Linked DNA regions of Mus musculus: region 1 is linked to region 2. A link is a loop called in an ENCODE intact Hi-C map of the cell type or tissue named here. Cell type or tissue: left cerebral cortex. All regions are shown on one strand. Links, peaks and the distances in the headings refer to the core of each region. The heading gives the core; the rest is flanking DNA. Region 1 holds the start of Egfl8 (EGF-like domain 8). Region 2 overlaps BC051142 (cDNA sequence BC051142).

Region 1 (9,631 bases), core at 846-8,845, 180 kb before region 2:
TAGGATAATACAGTGTGTTATAGTATAATGTAGATGCTGGGGCCACATTAGCCTGATTTTGTTGGGTAACCTTGGGTACCTTACTTAGCTTTCTGGGAACCAGTCTCCTCCTATAGAATAATAAAGCATGCGCCTCGGGAAGTGGTTGTAAGCATTAAATCAATGAGAGTAACACGCAGCCTTAACCACTGGCCCATACAGGGTACCAGAAAGTGCCTTCCAGCCCGCTCAGAGTGGTCCATGCATTTAATCCCAGCACTTGAGAGGCAGAGGCATGGTGATCTCTGTGTTAGAAGCCACATGGGCTGTCCTGAATTACATAGGAGTTCCAGGACCGCCAGGACTAAATAGACCCCGTCTCAAAAAAACAAAACAAAACAAACCTCAGAACTGCCTTCCATTACGTTGAAGTTATTTTTATTCTTCTGTGGTGTGGCTGGATGCCTAGCTTCACTATTAGATTATTTATGTATTTTGTGTATGTGAGTATTTTGTCTGCATATACACCTGCACACCAGAAGATGGCATCAGACCATTGTGTGCTGAGTCCTGGGAGAACAGCCAGCCCCCTTGAACTCTATGTAGCCGAGGATGACTATGAACTGTGATTCTCCTGACTTAACGTCCTGAGTGCTAGGATTACAGGTGTGCGTCATCATGCCTCCTGGTTCCTGTGATACTTGAGGTCCAAACTCAGGGCCTCGGGCGCACCGGGCAGGCTCTTGACCCGTTCCTTCCCAACTCCTGCTAACTGTTGTTTTTTACTCAGATCCTCACCACGATGACTTGTACCTCAATGCCAGCAGCTTTCTGGCCCTCATCAATGGGGAAAGAGACCATCCCAATGCCACTGGTAAGACCGCCACTTCCACCTGTGTCCCCTCTTCTCTTCCTCCCTAAACCTGGCCTGACGCCTATGGCTGACTCATCTCTCCCCTGTCTCTACAGCATGGCGGAAGAACTTCCTTCGCGTGGGCCGTCTGGTGCTGATTGGGGGTCCTGATGATGGCGTTATCACTCCCTGGCAATCTAGGTAATGTGGGATCATAGAGGCTGAAGACTGGCTCTCTAACCCCCACTAATCTTGATCTCCCAAACCTGGCCTATTAGGGGCCCCTAGAGCAGATGTTCTTTTAGAGACAGACAGGGTCCCAGTGCATAACTCTGGCTTGATGGGTGGACCTCTTGTCTTTGTGTCCCAAATGACTGGCATTATTAACCACACCCACTCTTACTTGGCAGGGCTGGGGATCAGACCCAGGGACTTTCACATGCTAGGCAAGTATTCTGCATACTTGAAATTAGAAATTAGAGTCTGAGGCAAGATCACTTGAGCCCAGGAGTTCAGTATGGGTGTGGGCAAGACAATGAGATCGCTTCACTAAAACACACACGGATATTTTTTTCCAATTTTTTATTAGGTATTTTCTTCGTTTACATTTCAAATACTATCCTGAAAGTCCCCCAATACCCCCCGCCCCCCGCAAAACAGATATATTTAATGCCAGCAATAGTTAATCCTAGCACTTGGGGCAGCGGCAGGTGGATCTCTGTTTCAGGCTACATAGTGAGACTGTCAAAACAAAACAGAACAAAATACCAATGCAGTCAAGCAAGCAAGCAAGCAAGCAAACTGGTATAAAAAGTTTGCCAAAAATTTTGGCAGCTGGAGGTGTGTCTCAGCTGGTAGCATGCTTATCATGCCTGAGGCCCCACATTCAGTCACAGGGGCCACATGCCAGGAGGTAAGAGGAGGGTCAGAAACTCAAGGTCATCTTTGGACTACCTAGTGACAATGAGGCCAGCCTGGGCTACATAAGACCCAACCTCAAAAACCACTTTTTTTTTTTTTTTTTAAGATTTATTCATTATATGTAAGTACACTGTAACTGTCTTTAGACACCCCAGAAGAGAGCATCAGATCTCATTACTGGTGGTTCTGAGCCACCATGTGGTTGCTGGGCTTTGAACTCAGAACCTTCAGAAGAGCAGTCAGTGCTCTTAACTGCTGAGCCATCTCGCCAGCCCAAACTACATATTTATACATACATAATTTTGAAGTGATCACGGATTCTTAGGAGGGTTGAGAGATGGTTTATCATGGTACTGTGCTTGTTCTGGAGATTTTCCTAGAGGCCATATCGTAGGTAACTAGAACATTGTATCAAAGTCAGACTGCCGGGTGAGGTAGCACACACCTTTAATCCCAGCACTCAGGAGGCAGAGGCAAGTAGATCTCTGAGTTCAAAGCCAGCATGGTCTATATAGTAAATTCCAGGGCAGCACAAAGAAGCCCTGTCTCAAAAAAAAACAAACAAAAAAAACCAACCAGCCGGGCGTGGTGGCGCATGCCTTTAATCCCAGCACTCTGGAAGCAGAGGCAGGCAGATTTCTGAGTTCAAGGCCAGCCTGGTCTACAGAGTGAGTACCAGGACAGCCAGGACTACACAGAGAAACCCTGTCTCGGAAAACAAAAACAAAAACAAAAAACCAAAAAACAAACACACACAAAAAAAACACCAAACAAAAATCTCCAGAAGACCAAAGTCAGGACTCTGATGTCACTACAGTGTAAGAATGAGGGTCCGCCATCTTATCTCATTCCGCAGGAAAGCTGATGGCTCCGCAGCACTGCACACCTGTCTCTGGTGTGTCGTCATGAGTTGATCTGGGAGCCTGACATTTACTCAAGCAAATATTTATTGAGTGCCGTGTGTGCCCAGGTGCCGTTCTGGGCTCTGGGGAAACAGCAATAAAGAACGTCCCTAAAGACAGTAGATCAGAAATACTGGTGGCAGGTGCGGTGAAAGAACAGGTCTGGTGGAGTCTGTGGGGAGGGAAGTGTCCTTGAAGGAGCTGCCATCTGAGCAGGCCTGAGGAAGTAAGGGAAGGCACATGCCATGGGAGGCCATCCCTGTGAGGATTGGGGAAGGCAGTAAGAGGCAGCAGCCGTCAGGCCCTCGAGCTGTTTTTTATTGTGACAAACTGTAGCTGAGCATAGTCTGCTCAACTGTAATCCCAGGACCTTTGAGGCAGAGGCAGAAGGATATTTCTGACGGTGGCCAGCCTGGGCTACCAATTAGACTCTACTCAAAACAATAATGAGCTGAGAGGGTGTATTTGGTCAGCACGCTGAAGTCCCGGGCTCAATTTTTGTTGTAATTGTTGCTTGCTTGTTTTGGGAAAAAGGGTTTTCTCTGCCTAGCCTGGAAGTAGCTCTGTAGACAAGGCTAGCTTTGAACTCACGGAAATCCTTCTGCCTCTTGAAAGATTAAAGGCCTGTGCTACCACACGTGGCTCCTGGATTTGATTTTAGCACTAGGAGGAGAGAAGGACAGATAGACAGAATTGTAGTAGATAGGTAGGCAGAAGTTATAATTTTTATTTTTTTTAGCTTTTGTGAGACAGAGTAGCATGTAATCCAGGATGGCTTCAAGTTTGTTGTACAGCTACAGATGTAGATATTTATTACCATGTCAAGTTTATATAATGCTGGGCATAGGACCCAGAACCCAGTGCATGCTTGGCAGTCACTCTGCCAGCCCAACTGCATACCCAACCTTAGAAATTATGGTTTTTAAAGGTTTAGTTTTGTGGCATTAGCTTCATTAACACTTGTGTAAGTTAACCTTTATCCCTCTGGAAAACATTGTCCACTAAACTGAAGTTTCACACTCCTTAAACATTCCCCTCCTCCAACTCCTGACAGCCAGTGTGCTTGCTTTTTAACAAATACAGAAGCTGAAGAGGTGCTCAGTGGTTAAGAGCACTGGCTGCTCTTGTAGACGACCCAGGATTGGTTCCCAGCAACCACATGGCGCCTCACAGAGACACTTAATGCTTGTGGTGCACATACATATATGAAGGCAAAATACCCATACACATAAAATAAAAAAAGATAAATAAATAAAAATAGACTGGGCTGGCCATGGTGGCACACTTGTTTAATCTCAGCACTAGGAGGTGGATCGTGGAGTGCAAAGTCAGCCTGGTCTACATAATGAGTTCTAAGACAGCCAGGACTGCAAAGTGAGACTCTGTCTCAACAACAAATAAAATATTCTAGGTGGGATTGGAAGATGTTAGGAGGATTGAAGAAGGAGTGACAACCTTCCCAAATAAAAACAGTGCAAGAGTAAGGGTGGCTTTTACATACACAATGGCATTTCATGTGTAAAAAAAAAAAACCGCCATGGTTGTAATAGCTCATGGTTAAATAGCATATGGTCTGTTGCAAGCCTCTCCCTTTTAGGATTTATTAGTTTTCAGTTTACATATATTGATATACTTTGAGTATGCTCATGTACATATGTCTATATGAACATACGTGGAGAATCAGAGGCTGGCTTGTTTCCTTCCACTATGTGGGTCTGTAGGGTTGAACTTAGTTTGTCAGGTTTGGCAACAGGCACCTTCACCTGCTGAGCCAGAAGAAGGTGTCAGATCCCCTGGAGCTGGAGTTACCTGCAGCTGTGAGCACTACTCCCATCCCCCACCACCTTTGTGGGTATGGGAATGGAATTTGCATCCTCTGAAAGAGCACTAGGTGCTGAGCCATCTCACTAGCCCCTCCCTTACCTAGCTCACTTGGGGGCGGTAGTCACTGGCCTTATCAGGACCCATGGGACAGGGACTCTCAGGCTTGCCTACGCTTGCATTAGCAATTGGTAAGAGCAGACTGTCCATAGCGTTTCCCTTCCCCTCCACGAGGGGGAGCACTTTTACACAGGATGATGGGCATTAGCTTTAAGATTTAGTTATTTTATGAGTGCTCTATCTGCATGTCACCTGCACGACAGAAGAGAGGGCATCTGATCTCATTACACATGATTGTGAGCCGCCATGTGGTTGCTGGGAATGGAACTCAGGACCTCTGGAAGAGCAGCCAGTGCTCTTAACCGCTGAGCCCAGAGTTTTATAGCCAGAGCTGGAGTCCCGCACTCCCACTCCCCACACCTGCTAACCCAGCTCTTCTGTTCCTGCTGTATCACCTTGTCGCCCTGTTTGGCTAGGGCTTGCTTCCCTGGCCAGGACTCACTCCTAGCCTGCTTTCTTCTCACTCCCACAGTCTCCGGGCCTTTTATTGAAATATGGTCTCTCGTTATGTAGACCAGGCTGGCCTTGAACTTACTGAGATCCACCTGCTTCTGCCTCCCCAGTGCTGAGGTTATAGACAGAAGCCACCATACTTGGTTCTTGAATTTCTTTTTTAAGGATTTTTATTCTGGGTCATGTGTAGGCGTGTGTGCATATGTGGATTTGTGTGCGTGCAGATAAAGCATCCTAGGGAGAGCGGCCATTGCTCTTACCTGCTGCTCTTACCTGTCTCTCCCGCTCCCAAACTTAAGGTGTTTGCTTTTTAAAAAAGTATTTATTTGGAACAGGATCTCTCTCTGTGTAGCCCTGGCTGTCCTGGAACTCACTCTGTAGACCAGGCTGGCCTGGAACTCAGAGATCCACCTGCTTCTCCGCCTCCCGAGTGCTGGGATTAAAGGTGTGCAACACCACGACCAGGCAATTATTTTATTTAAAATTTTATGTGTATGACTGGTTTGCTTGTGTGTGTATCATGCGCATGCCTATATTCAGGGAGGCCATGAGATGGCATAGATGTCCTGCAACTGGGGCTACAAAGGGTTGGGAGACGCCATGTTGAGTGCTGGGATTGAGCCCAACTCCCCTGGAGGAGTGGCTGGCTATGCTGTTCTGAACCAGTTCTCTAGATCTTAAATTCTATCTTTATTATTTATTTATTTATTTATTTATTTATTTATTTATTTATTTTGGTTTTTCGAGGCAGGGTTTCTTTGTGTAACAGGCTGGCTATGCTGTTCTGAACCAGTTCTCTAGATCTTAAATTCTATCTTTTTTATTTATTTATTTATTTATTTATTTATTTATTTTGGTTTTTCGAGGCAGGGTTTCTTTGTGTAACAGAACCCTGGCCGCAGGACTCACTTTTTATACCAGGCTGCCCTCGACCTCTGCTTCCCAAGTGCTGGGATTAAAGGCGTGTACTACCGCAGATGCCCCCTAACTTCTTAGCCTTTGAGTGTGCTCTAGGCTGCCTGTCTCCCGGGGCCATGAGTCTCTGTGGGGGCACTAATGCACATGAATTTTCCTTGGTTCTCCTGATAACCTCTATGCACATACATGTCTTTGCAGCTTCTTTGGTTTCTATGATGCCAATGAGACAGTTCTGGAGATGGAGGAGCAGCCGGTAAGCCCCTCCAAAGACTTGCCTTCCCCCTCCCTTTGTCTCCACTTCACTCTGGGGCTCCTTCTGCCTCTGACTCCTGCTTCATGAGGGAGGGAGAGGTTGGTCTGGACATGAGCAGCGTCTCACTCCTGTCTCTCTTTCTTCCATGTTTCCATGGCCCTCGGCCCACCTCGAAGGTGTATCTTCGAGATTCTTTTGGGTTGAAGACTCTCCTGGCCCGGGGGGCCATAGTGAGGTGTCCCATGGCTGGCATCTCTCACACCACGTGGCACTCTAACCGTACGCTCTACGATACTTGCATTGAGCCGTGGCTCTCCTGAAGATGTCCTCAGTGGTCTCCAGGAATTCCCCAGCCCAGAGATCAAGCGGTGGCCTTGGGAAGCAGATGCCAGGCTCTGGCATGCCTGCAACCATCTTGTCATTCCCACACTGCCCGACCCCCACCAGGGCTCCCCTCCCCCCTCCCCCCCTGCTCCTCTGTGAATGACAAGTCCTGGTCCCCTACCTCATGTCCTCACTTGGGGACGCCTCCACGCTCTCCCTTTCTGCCACGGCTGAGGTTGGGAAGCAAGTGCCAGGTTTTTAACTGTGGCTTCACCGCTGCTGTTGCTTCTCCGGGTCTGGCTGTATCGGAGGAGAACCCAGCCCCTGCCCACCTCAGGGGTCTTCTTCCAGGCCACTCAGGACATTTTTAGCTTCTGTTATCCCCGTTTCCCTCTTTTCTCAACTTCCCTGTGGCTAGCCTCCCCACCAAGAGGGGCACCCATAAGAGGGGGTGTTCTGAGGCTCCCCTATGGGGACAATTCCACTTTTGAAGTGTCAGTGTTGGGGAATATCTGTGGCCTGCAAGGCCCATCTCAGGTTTGGGGATCCCCCAGTCCCTATGATCAGTGTTGGGGTATCCCCTGGGAGCCTAGGTTCTTTGAGGCCCCAGCCCCTCTTTTAACTACCCTTGAGTGGGTGGTCCCTGTATTTATAGAAATAAAAGATCCATTTCCTCAGCGTGGCTTGGCTTATTCCCAGGTGAAGGGGAACTGGGCTCCCCCAGGAGGGTGGGAATAGAGAGCCTGGGGCCTGGATGCCCGGATGCTTGGTCTGGGGTGGGGACCCCCTTGGTGTTTCCTTCCTCTCAATGCCCATTCTGTGTGGGTTCCTGACTCTGCGGGTTCTTTCCTGCTGAAGACAATTCTCTTCCTGTCCCAGCCTAGGGTTAGGGGGCTAAGCCCCAGGCTCTGCCAGTTTGGGCCTCGGCCTCATGGGTGGAATTGACATGCCACCCCCAGACTAGACAAGGGGGCTGAGGGTCAGAGTGGGCATGTGTCATCCCCCTTGACCTTTGGAGGCCAGGACCGGGTGAGGGGCTGTACAGTGAATCTCCCTTTGCCTGGGAGGAGGAATTTAGACTGAGACAATAGGGCCCTGTCTGTTCTGGCTTGGGGGTGGTGCCCCTCAGCCCCCAACAAATGCCATCAAGAGATGGAGACAGTTTTTCCCTTGGTGCCTTGGGCTGCCCCTGCCCTTCTGTGACGGCCGCTTTCTTTCCTCAGCCGATCTGGCCTACTTGGCCATGACCTGCTCTTGCTTTGTCTCCCGCCCTCTCTCCCTGCCCTCACATTATCCCACAGTCTCTTAGGCTGAAAGGGGGTGGGGTACTGGTTGCTATTAGAGCCGGGAACTTCTGATTTGGGGTCCATAATTCAGGGACCTCCGAAATTGTGTAGGTCCTGCTGGAGCAACACTTGGCTGAAGAGAAGAAGGTGAGGAAGGCAGGGCCTGTCTACTGAGCCAACCAGCCTGGGTCTGAGGAGCTAGTGGGAGGGAGACTGCTGTGTGGTCCAGCCCCTCTGCATCTTCTCAGCCAGAGAGGCCCACCCACCAGTGTAAGCTGCGGCTGCTGGGGCTGTTGCTGCTGCAGCCTCCTGGACAGGGAAACAGGTAGGAAGAGGAGAAGTGGGTAGGTAGGGAGAGGAAGTCAGTGGTGGGAAGAACCCACATCACTTCACCTTCCAGTGGGGACGAGGGAGGGGGAGGGCTTCTGAGTGAGGGGTGTCGGTATGATGAGAGTGTGGGGGAGCGGTGGATGCTTGGGTCGGGGTATAAGGTGTGTACACTTGTGAAGGTGACATATTCTAAGGCAGTGTGCAAGGGATGTGCAGGAAGGCTGGCCAGGAGCATTTAGAGTGGTGAGCCTGGCTGAGGACGGAGGGACCATGACTTGGTACTGGCAGGGCACGTTGGTTAGGTGTGCAGGCCACTGCAGACCATGGGAGTGGCTTGGGAAAGTCAGTGTCCTGACCACCAAGTCAGATTGCTTTAGGAGGGCCTCACCTAGAGACCCAAGGAGAAGGGAAGAGCTCCAATAACCACTTGTCTGCAGCCCTCAGAGTGAGGGAGCCATGGGGCTCTGGGCTGAGCTGTGCATTTCCCTACGAGGACTCTCATTCTTCCTGGTGCTGATGACGGGCGAAGGGACCAGAGGAGGATCTTTCAAAGAGAGGTGACAGCCAATGGGGAGGGCTTTGCTGGGATGGGGTTTGCCATGGGACAGAAAATTGAAAGTTCAGAATGAAGGCGAGATGCCAGGGTGGGAGGGGGGCGCCTGGTCTCAGCTGTGTGAGGTGCTGAGGGCCCGACACCCTCCTCCTCCCTGGTGTGCCTACAGTTTGGGAGTGTGCTCCAAGCAGACGCTGCTGGTTCCTCTCCGTTACAACGAGTCCTATAGTCAACCGGTGTACAAACCCTACCTGACCTTGTGTGCGGGGAGGCGCATATGTAGCACCTACAGGTGAGAGGTGAAGCCCCTAAGGCTCCCAGGTCTCAAAGGGACCCCAAGAGGCAAGTCCAGGATGGGTACCTACAGATATGAGCCTGCTTCTGTGTTCTAGGACCACATACCGTGTGGCCTGGCGGGAGGTGAGGCGGGAGGTACCACAGACACACGTGGTGTGCTGTCAGGGCTGGAAGAAGCCACACCCAGGAGCTCTCACCTGTGATGGTGAGGAGGCTGGGACTTCAGGCTGTGGGAGGCTTGCTGGGAGCTGGCCCTGTGTCTGGGTCTTAACTGTCTTCTCAAATGGACCCCAGCCATCTGCTCCAAGCCTTGTCTTAATGGAGGTGTCTGCACTGGACCAGACCGGTGCGAGTGTGCCCCAGGCTGGGGAGGAAAGCATTGCCACGTGGGTGAGCAGGATGGTCCCCCTCCCCCTGTCACACACATACACACACACACATGGGCAATGGGGGTGGGTGCTGAGATGGGGACTGCCCCACTCACCCTGCATCCTGCCTGCCCCCTTGAGCTCTCTTCTCTTTCTGGTAACTAGATGTCGATGAATGCAGGGCCAGCCTTACCCTCTGCTCTCATGGCTGCCTCAACACACTGGGCAGCTTCTTGTGCAGCTGTCCACACCC
Region 2 (9,631 bases), core at 1,057-9,056:
TTCCTCCCACCCTTGTCTTCCTGCCCATCCCTGACAAGTCTCTATAAACTTTGGGAGGCTTTCTCTAAAGTGTGTATGTGTGTGACAAGCTCTCATGTAGCCCAGTCTGGCACTGGTGACCTATGACCCTTGATTTTCCCCTCCTCCAGCTCTCCACTACTAGGTTACAGTGTGGCAGCATGCTCATTCCTTCCTGGGGACTGGCACCAACTAGACGATGGGAAAAGTAAACGAGATGGATGTTACATTCACAAGGCAGACGAAGTGGAGGGAAAGACCCAACCTGAGAGTCCTTACTTACGAACAGCATTCGAGAGACTTACGGGTGCAGCTTTCTGAAGGCAGAAGAACAAATGAAGAAATATCAGCATGCATGCATGTGTGCATGTGTTCGTGTGTAGGGCTGAAGCTAAAAGTCTAAATCACAGGGATGACACTATAGCTATAAAGAGGTGCAGGGCTCCCAGCCTCTGTCAGCTGAGGGTATTGTCTGTGCTTTTGCTGGCCTGGGTAGGAAAGGGACTGTGTTGTCAGCAGCCAGGTTTCACTCATTCTCTTTCCACCCAGAATGGAAAATTCTTCAAACTGCTCTTGAGATTCATAACATCATGACCTATGTGCTCTGGCTGTCTGCACTCCCTTCAAACCCTCTGTCCCTACCCCTGACCACCTGAGCCATCTGAAAGTCAGGCGTTCCTGCTCCCTTTGATAGGCTTGTAAATGCTTTTCATTTTAATCAACTTGCCTTAAACTTCCTTTTTCACCCACGTCTCATATAGCTAGAAGAGACAAAACTAGCAATACAATTTTCATGTATACATATATTATTTCAAATATATAATATTTCAAAAGTATTTACACAGAGAAAACACTGATAGTAGACTTCAGGCCACTAAGGAATATTATTTTCTTTTTCTGTGAGAATTTCCAAGGCTGCAGGTGTGGGGTGGTCAAGAATATGGATGGAGGCAGCCTTGAGTCAGGGCTACAGATGTGTGCCAACTTGTATGCCAGAAGTCAATTCATGATGACTTTAATTCATCTACAAAAAGATCATTAGGACCAGAGTTCATGGCAGGAAACGACCCATTGTAGAGGTTACAATGGTCATGATTTTGTGGGTGCTGTCCTGCCTCCTCCAGTCTCTAGTAGGCCCTCTCTCTTGAACTGGAAAGCACTCCTGAGCCCTCTTAGAACGTCTGAATCTTTCTCTGGTGCTTGAGAAAATTTTTCTGACTACTGCTGATCATGTGTTAATATGTTTCAGAGCATATCACGATGTTAAGTGAACATTTCCTTGCTCTTTTTCTTTCATTAGTTATTTTTTGTGTATGAGTATCTTATCTGCATGTAAATATATCTGGTTACTATGTGTGTAGCTGGCATCTGCAGAGACCAGAAGGTGGTACTGGATCCTCTGGGGCTGGAGTTACAGTTGTGAGCTCCATGTGGGTGCTGGGAACAGAACCTGGGTCCTCTGCAAAAGCAGCAATTGCTCTTAACTGCTGAGCCATCTTTGCAGCCCCTCTCTTAATGTATAGCTCTAGAGAATTCTTAGCAAGCACAAAGCGGGAAGCACAGCAACACATTTAAACCATCATACTGTGGTAACAAAAACCACCAAGAGGAGCAACAGGCCAGGCCATCTGAACATTATGCAAGGGCAAGGAACACCAGAGAGAAAAACAAAACAAAACAAAACAAAACAAGACCCCAAACAACAATAACAATAACAACAACAAAACAACCCATAAGGGACTTACCACTGGAATCCATACATTGTACTGTAAATAGATACAAATGATTGTGATTAGACAGAAAGAAGGCAAACTGTTTTCCAAAGGAGTGTGCAGATAGCAGCCTTTCTAGGCGGCACTGACTCCAACAGTAAGCATCAATCGTCCCCATGACACCCAGCCTTTCTGTAGACTTAGCTAGAAGCAGGGGCTGCCTCCTCATTCTTGCTTTTTGTGTAGGTACTACAGGTGAGATCCTTAGGGGTAGCCTTTCCTTGCCTTCTTCCACCCCCATCCTATCAGGCACATGTGCATCTCTTCGCCAGCCCCCTTTTATATCTGTGCCTACCCTTTAAGCTTTCCCCCATCCGCTTCACCATTTTGTTTGCCTTGGAAACTCTCCCAATGTTTGACATATCCTTACAATCGTAAGTATATGATTGCATGCTGCTTAATGCTAATTTTAAGGCCGTGGGATCCCCATTTTCTAAAATATGACTAGTCTTTAAGGAGGATGGTAATGATACAAGGAAAAGCCAGGCCAACGAGCAGAATTTGTGAACAGTTGGAAGCCAAAGTCTTAGTCAGAGAAAGTCACTAATAATGAACCAGGGCATTTTCACTCACCAATAGGTCCAGGAGTTTGCACTGAAAAGAAATTAGAATTGACATTAGTTTGAATGTTTTTGCTGAAGAGTTTTGTGTGTGTGTGTGCATTTTATTGGGGGGGCGGTGCAGAGCATGGGTGCAGGGACAGTGTTGAGATTGTGGAGAGCTAGGTCAGTCTGCAAACTATGAACAAAAGCACAGGCAACACTCACTGTGGGGCTGCTGTGGGCATAGGGAACAGTAGAGAAAGACAGAACCGTGCTTCCCCCTCTGCCAGCTTATATGAGGAACTGGCATTGAGTCAGATTTTTTTTTGAGTCACTGCCTACTATGTCCCAGGGGCATAAAGGTGTAGTAGGTGAGGGCCCTGTTCATCCCTCTCCCAGCTTCTAGCTATTTGGAGGCTAATGGTTGGGTCTGCTGTCTGAGTTTGATTAGCTTCAGAGTCTGAACAGTGAGTGAGCGGAGCCTTCTGCTTTTAATGAAGAGTTGGCTTTCAGTTGATGCTGCTTCGGCAATCTGAAGACTGGAAACCCATCACCTCGTTCTCAGTGTTGCTTATGTAGGAAGGAGCCTTGGTGGGTAGCATATATCCAGAATGGATAACTACAGACACCTGCTCAGAAGCTGTGGCCATGCCTCTTGTGGGATTTCTGTAGATTTGTGTACTCAGGGCCTCGAGGATCTGTGGGGGGAATTTTCCAGGACAGCGAAGCTTCTGTTTTGTTGGTTGGACCATGGAAGGGAATATTCTGAGGTGGCTTTTGAGCTTTGCAGAGTCCACAGTGAGGACAACTCTCAGGAAGGGGTTTGGCTGCTGCTGTCCTGCTGGCTGGCAGCTTTCTCCTGCTGAGGACACACTGAGTAGGCTGTATCAGACGGCTACCATAATCCTGTGAATTCAGAGTCAGGTCAAGACCCCCCCACTTTTCCCACTGTCTCAAGCCATGGTGCTTATGATGGAAAATGTCTGTGACTGACCCATCTGAACATGGCTTTCCAGATCCCCTGGGCTCTGAGCAGTTAGACAAGCTAGAATTTGGAGTATTTTGCAACATAATTTAGCAGTTCTGTGTGTGTATGTATGTGTGCATGTATGTGTGCATGTATGTGTGGCTTACAGGTTCAGAGTTTCAGTTCACGGTCATCATGGTGAGAAGCTTGGCATCATCAAGGCAAGCATGGCTCTGGAGGAGCTGGGAGTTCTACTTCTTGTTCCAAAGACAAACAACAGAAGACTGTCTTCCAGGCAGCTGGGAGGAGGGTCTCAAAGTCCATCTCCACAGTGACACACTTCCTCCAGCAAGGCCACACGCCTCCTAACAGTGCCACTCCCTGGGCCATGCATATTCAAACTGCTATAGCAAGTGTGTGTGTGTGTGTGTGTGTGTGTGTGTATGTGTATGTTGTGCGTGCGCGCGCACACACACACACACACACACGCACACACAAGCACATGTGAGTGTATGCCCTTGTTCTTGTGGTAGAGCTTTAGAATATCTGCTAAGTTAATGCCAGCCAGCCACATGACCTTCACATGGGTACAAGATACTCTGTTTCCTCCATTTTCCTTCGTCTCCATCTTTGTACCGCCGTGTGTGCCTGTTCTATTCTTCCTGTTCTCAGCCGTGTCTGATCTCCCACCTGCTGTCTCCCTCACTCTTCTTCCCATTTCTCTTCTGTTTGTCCAGCTTTGCTTTTCTTTCTCTCTTTAGCTGCCATCTTCCTTCTCTTTTACTTTGTGGTTGCTTTTAAGCTTTCTCTTCTGTTAGGCCTGTTCTTTCTCCAGTTCAGCATGTTCTGTAACCTGCTTGTGACGCCCAGCAACGGTAGCAGAAGGACTAAGAGTCTTCTTTATTAAGGTCAGCTGTGAGGCCTACCTATGTTATCTTCACCACAGTCAGCATTTTGAGGTCCAGGGAAATAATGTAAACGGCAAAGAGATGTTACAGAGTTAGCCATCCATGGCGTGGTCGTGAAATTCAAAACAAAGCTTAATTTTTGTTCGTAAGACTATAAAATGGTGAGCAAAAAAAAAAAGTTTATGTGTGTCTAGGACTCAATTCATAAAGCTATAAGATGAGCAACTTTTTCTTGGCACCCAGACACTCCTTATAGTGTTTCTGTGGAAAAATGTAAATCAGGGAAGTCACAGTTGCCATGGAAGTTGGCGACAATAGAAGCTGACTGTCCTGGAGAAAAGTCATCTGAGAACTTGGAAGTCAAAAGAAGTTTGATGTTTCCATCACTTACAGGATGAACAAAATTCGTGGAAGCCATGAGGGTTTCGGGGCTCTATTGAAAGTCTTTGTTGTGTGCTGGCTCCGTAGGGCTGGATAAGGACTAGTGGGTCAGGAAGAGGCAGCCCATAGGCTGATTTTTTTCACTTTGGGTTCCACTGCCATAGTTAATATCCTTTTACTGTGGAGCCTGGTTTACTGCTACCCTGGGGAGCTCTGGAAAACGATGATCAAGCAGTGGGAGTGCTCTGTCTTTGGGTCTATGGGTACAGATGATTGGCATGAAAACGAACAGCTACCCTAAGTCTCTTGAGGGTCAAGAGGTGCAACGGAGACGCAGGTGACTTACGGAAGGTTTTTTGAGTCAGTTCTGGAAAGAAACAGAACAGAAGTTAGCAGGTGTCCTGAGCTCTGACTGCCCTCATCTATGTGCCTCCTCAGCTGGGGTCTGAACTTCGAGCCTAATGGAGGCTATAGCAAGCTCGTTCCCTTGCTATGAGTGCTCGAACAAGCTCAGGCAGGGAAAAGACCTTTGCCCAACAGTCCCCCTGGGATGTGGGTGCCCAAGGTTTAACTTAAACCCTTGCAAAGGACTAGACAAACCCTCCCTGCTGGAACTCTTTTCCCCTCCCACTGTCCTCCCTCACACTCTTGTGTGGCATGATGTTGGTGAGCCCCTTGTTGGTTCTATGGGGGTTCTGTCTCTGCTTTGTCAGTATTCACAACCCAGAGGTGACCCACTGACATGCCAGGGGGAGGAGAAACAAAAAGGCGAAGAAAATGACACAATGAGACCTTTGAGACTCCACCATGAAGAGCAGGAGAATACCTGTTAGTTGTCACAGAAAAAGCATGAGCTCTACAGTTTAGAAGGGACAATAAACTTACTGATAGGTCCTGTAGCTCCGGCTAGAGAGATGGGGAGAGAGATCATTATGCTTAATTGATGTGAAGGTAATACCTAATAACTGAATACCCATCTTTCAACATTGTGCATGGAAATGCTAGGAAAACCCAGGGTGGCTTGTATTGCTAGTCATAGGCAGCCCTCCAATTGCACAACACTGGGAACATGTAAGACTGGAGGCTTCTTTTCATTCTGTGATGAATTGCCTTAGACAATCAAGAAAGACGATGTGGGGTTTGTAATGCATATATTTCTCTTCTTGTGTTTCCTTAGAGACTTATGGTTTGAGAAATATAATTTCCTTTTCTGAGGGGTGACTATACTGCCCCCTAGTGTTCTTTTATTAAGTCAGCTTGTGGGATAGGTCACTGCATGGCATGCATGGCCTCTTTGCAAACTGTAAGGAGGTATGTCCACTCACACCTCTGCAGGTTTGCTATGCACAGGGCTAGAGTGGAGGACAAATACTCACGAATAGGTGCCGAGAACTGCACTGTAATGGGAACAAGAGTGTATCAATGTGGTTGACAGTTGCAGAATCTGCATGCCACCAATATTCACCAAAGAAATCACAAAGCAACTCAATGGGGGTGAGGGTGGGGTAGCGCTAATACAAAGATGGCAGCTATCTCAGAGAGAGCAGAGACTTTCCATCAGAGCAAGTTATCGAGGACCCACCCATCTTAACAAATAAATATTTAATAAAAATATAAAATGACAATAAAATAAAGATGTAAGAACTACTTGACGTTCCCTTGTCTTTTCTTCTTTTTAAAGTTATTTGTTTTATGCATGAGTATACTGTCACTGTCTTCAGACACACATCAGATCCCATTATAGATGGTTGTGAGCCACCATGTGGTTGCTGGGAATTGAATTTAGGACCTCTGGAAGAGCTCTTAACTGCTGAGCCATCTCTCCAGCCAGACGTTCCCTTTTCTTAAACTCAGTGATATTTCATGACACCTTGTCTTAGGTCTTGGATATCAGGAAGTGCTCTAAACTTTTAATGTGATCAGGAAACATGCATGGAAAATCCTTCCAGACAAGAGTTGGGGCAGGTGGGGTACAAAGAGGGTAGGATCCCAGATCTCATAGAAGGACAAAGAGGTTAAAAAAAGAACTCACTTATAGGTCCAATGGTTCCAGCTAAAATATTGGAAAAATAAACCAAAATCAGTTAGTTCTCTAGCAGAGGTAAACAGTTTGCATCAAAATTCTTTTTGGGAAATTCCAAAACCAAAGCCAACAGTGCCGTTTTCACTCCGATGGGCAGCACGAGCTGGGGTCAGCCCCCTCCCGGGGAGAGTAAGTGCGATGTCAACATACCTATCGCTTTCCTGTTAGCTGGCCATCTCCAACTGTTTAGCTAGAGTCTATGGCCTCATCTTCTGAAGGAGACATTGGAATTCCTATCTTTGTGATGAGTTAGATCCTTGTTCACCAGAGTAACCTGGCTTGCCATGGTGGTATGAGACAGACTGAAGCTATTCTAGGCAGGGATTGTGGGTGAAGGAATCCAGAGCCTAGACTCCCGTGCTCAGCAAAATAGCATTCTCCTTGTGCAGGGTGTGACTCATGAGCCCTGACTCTGACATTCTTTTTCCTCTTGCTTTCAGGATTAACCTATTCTAGGTATGAACAGCCTCAGAAATCTGAGCAGACACTTTAACAAATCCACTAAGCCCCAAGGAGGTTCACTTTTCTTGTTAGTCACATGCTGTTGTGTGGAGACTCCACAGGGATGGAGAAGCTGACTCAGTTGGGGTCAACCGTGCTCTGCTTTTATTTCCTTTCTAAGTGCAGAAGATTCAGATCCTATAGCATGATGAAACTCAAATTTTAATGTATGTGTAAATCACCCAGTGACCTTGACAAACCAGTGACCTTGACAAACACAGGGTCTGATTAGTAGGCCAGGGGTGGACACCAGGCTGAGGTTCGGTATCTCCATCAGAATCTAAGGTGATTCCCCCCTGGGGCTGCAGGGGACTGATCAAATGTCCTATCAGCTGTCCTCATGTCTCCTGCTCTGCATCACATAGCTCCTGACAGATGATTGTTACAATGCCACCTGCAATAGTCTCCAGGCCCTTCTTCTAGACTTGTGCTCACATGCACACACCACAGCACACACCACAGCACACCACAGCACACCACAGCACACCACAGCACACCACACCACACCACACCACACACACACCACACCACACCACACTCTTCACTCCTCCCACAAACCATCACTGATGGTGTGGGGACCCTCCATCTATAGGCTGGTGCTCTCTGAATGCCATGGAGCCCTCTCTCCATTGCTGAGGAGGACACCGTGTTAGTCTTTTCCCTCGAGTGTCACTGGAGCTTTAAGAAGAGAGACAGTTCTACGTTTTGCTAGTCTGTCTGTCCCTGACAAGTCTCCCTTTGCAGCTGGTACTGCAGGTTTGGGAGGGGTTCTATCTCACAGGGGCGCCCAGTATGTCAAGAGCAGGGAAGGAAGGGGAAGAGTGGGCAGTGGTCACAGGAGGAAATAGAGGTGCCAGGGCAGTAAATGTCAAAGCTGTTCTGTGTAGTGAGGCAAAGCTGCTGAGGATCAAATGCAGAGAGGAACTTACAGATGTCTCCAGCGTTGCCGGCTAAAACAGAAACACAAAACCTTAAGTTTCGAAGGAGCATGACTCAGGGCATTTGTTTTTTTTTTTTTTTTTTTGTGGGGAGGGTGGGTGGGGAGGGATTCAGGCCAAGCATTCACGGAGTCCTCCATGTGGGAGGATTCTGGGAAGTCAGTGCATTTCCTCTGGTTGTTTAAGAGACTGAGGCCACCCTCTAAGGTTATTAACCTAGACTGTTTTGTAAGTGCTTCACCTGGCCCCAGGATTGTCCTCATGCTTTTAACTGAGTGAACTTGGGTTTTTGTTAGCAGACTCTTCACTGGGTTGCATAAAGCGGTGGAACTGTTACTTAAAGGAACTTGAAAGGAGGGCAATTTCCACACTGGGAGGGACAGGAAGAGTCAAACAGCTTCCTCTGTCTGAGTGTGTCTCCTTACCGCCCTTCATAAGCCCCCCCCAGAGCAGGCATTGCATAGCAGACCCAGGAATAGAGTTAGAGTTTGGGGAAACGTACTCAGAGGTTCGGATAAGGACTTGGTGCTTCTTGTTCTACCTGTAATAGAAATCAAGAACATTCCTGAAAACCACAACTGGTTGAGATACAGAAATCAACTGTATTTTAGGTGCTCACCCCCAATTAATACATCTACAGTCCAACATGTGAGGCTTAGAAAACATCTCTGAAAAGGGGCGGAAAGACTGTCAGGGCTGGAGGATCAAGACAGCTAGCTGCTGAGAGACAGTTTTTTCAAAAGAGAGGACATGGTGTGGGACTGGTAGATCCCATTACTGGTAGTAATCAATATGGTCAAAATAAACTATATACAATTCTCTAAAGGTTCATGAAAATATTACAAAAAGGGAAGAACTGTGAGCTTCCAGTTTAGACCACAGAGGGCTGGTGATTCTATTCCCTCCTCCCAGATATGGTTCAGAGTCTTGAGGTTATAGACCTAAGTGTCACCTCCTCTGTCTTCATGCTTCCCTACTTCTTATCCTTCTAGCTGTTTGAAATCTTTCAAGTTTATTGTTGTGATTACTTAGGTAACTGGTTTAAGCTCTCAGGAGAGACTTGCCTATGTTCATACAACTAAGGAGTGGGATGCAGCTCCAGGCACCTTGACAACAGTCCTCCATACATCAGAAAGATGTTAGTCAACACTCAGGCATGAGTTAAAAGTGTCTGTGAGCAGAAACTCCCCTGGGGTGGTTGTAGCTAGACAGGGCTGTGGTCAAAGGAAGACTCTCTTGTGTTAATAGAATGTGAAGATACAGAAGGGAGCTGAGGAGCTGAGGAGCTGAGGAATGTGTGGCCAAAGGCATGAGTTTGCTTAGGTTGGCACTGCCTTGCAGAGAAATGTTCTGAAGGTATGAGGCAGCTCTCCAGAATCATGAGCTATGAGCCCTATCACCCTGGCTTATTGGAGAACAGGTAAGAAAGGGGGTGGTCCTCTGCCTAGTATGGGAACTCAATGACATAACATTGTGAAAATAGAAGAAAAACTCACTTGGCGGTTCTTGAGCAATAGCTGA

Evidence for each region. A loop is a pair of places that touch in the nucleus more often than their neighbours do. Peaks named below come from ENCODE experiments on the same cell type or tissue, not always from the same donor. Only the 100,000 strongest peaks of a DNase experiment are listed, where the experiment ranks them.
Region 1: a loop joins it to region 2, with 9 times the contacts of the local background. A loop is called at or near these places in 18 of 42 quality-filtered maps.

What each region holds. Positions count from the first base shown.
Region 1 is chr17:34,614,253-34,623,883 of GRCm38, reverse strand. It overlaps Egfl8 (EGF-like domain 8), which reads left to right and starts at 7,913. Exons shown (of 9, transcript NM_152922.3): 1 at 7,913-7,977; 2 at 8,598-8,717; 3 at 8,883-9,005; 4 at 9,106-9,215; 5 at 9,305-9,400; 6 at 9,544-9,631. The coding sequence starts at 8,617. It overlaps Ppt2 (palmitoyl-protein thioesterase 2), which reads left to right. Exons shown (of 9, transcript NM_001302396.1): 6 at 770-853; 7 at 949-1,033; 8 at 6,166-6,220; 9 at 6,397-7,222. The coding sequence ends at 6,540. In left cerebral cortex, for the core only: a CTCF peak has its summit at 4,702 (motif pointing right); DNase peaks (open chromatin) are centred at 4,707, 5,250 and 7,964; H3K27ac peaks cover 1,358 bases.
Region 2 is chr17:34,436,191-34,445,821 of GRCm38, reverse strand. BC051142 (cDNA sequence BC051142) reads right to left here. Exons shown (of 20, transcript NM_001001177.2): 7 at 4,935-4,955; 8 at 2,364-2,384; 9 at 1,764-1,784; 10 at 324-335. Among named protein-coding and RNA genes, the nearest start is that of Btnl4, 35 kb to the left of the region's middle. In left cerebral cortex, for the core only: a CTCF peak has its summit at 5,823 (motif pointing left); DNase peaks (open chromatin) are centred at 7,072, 7,569, 8,115, 8,463 and 2 more places.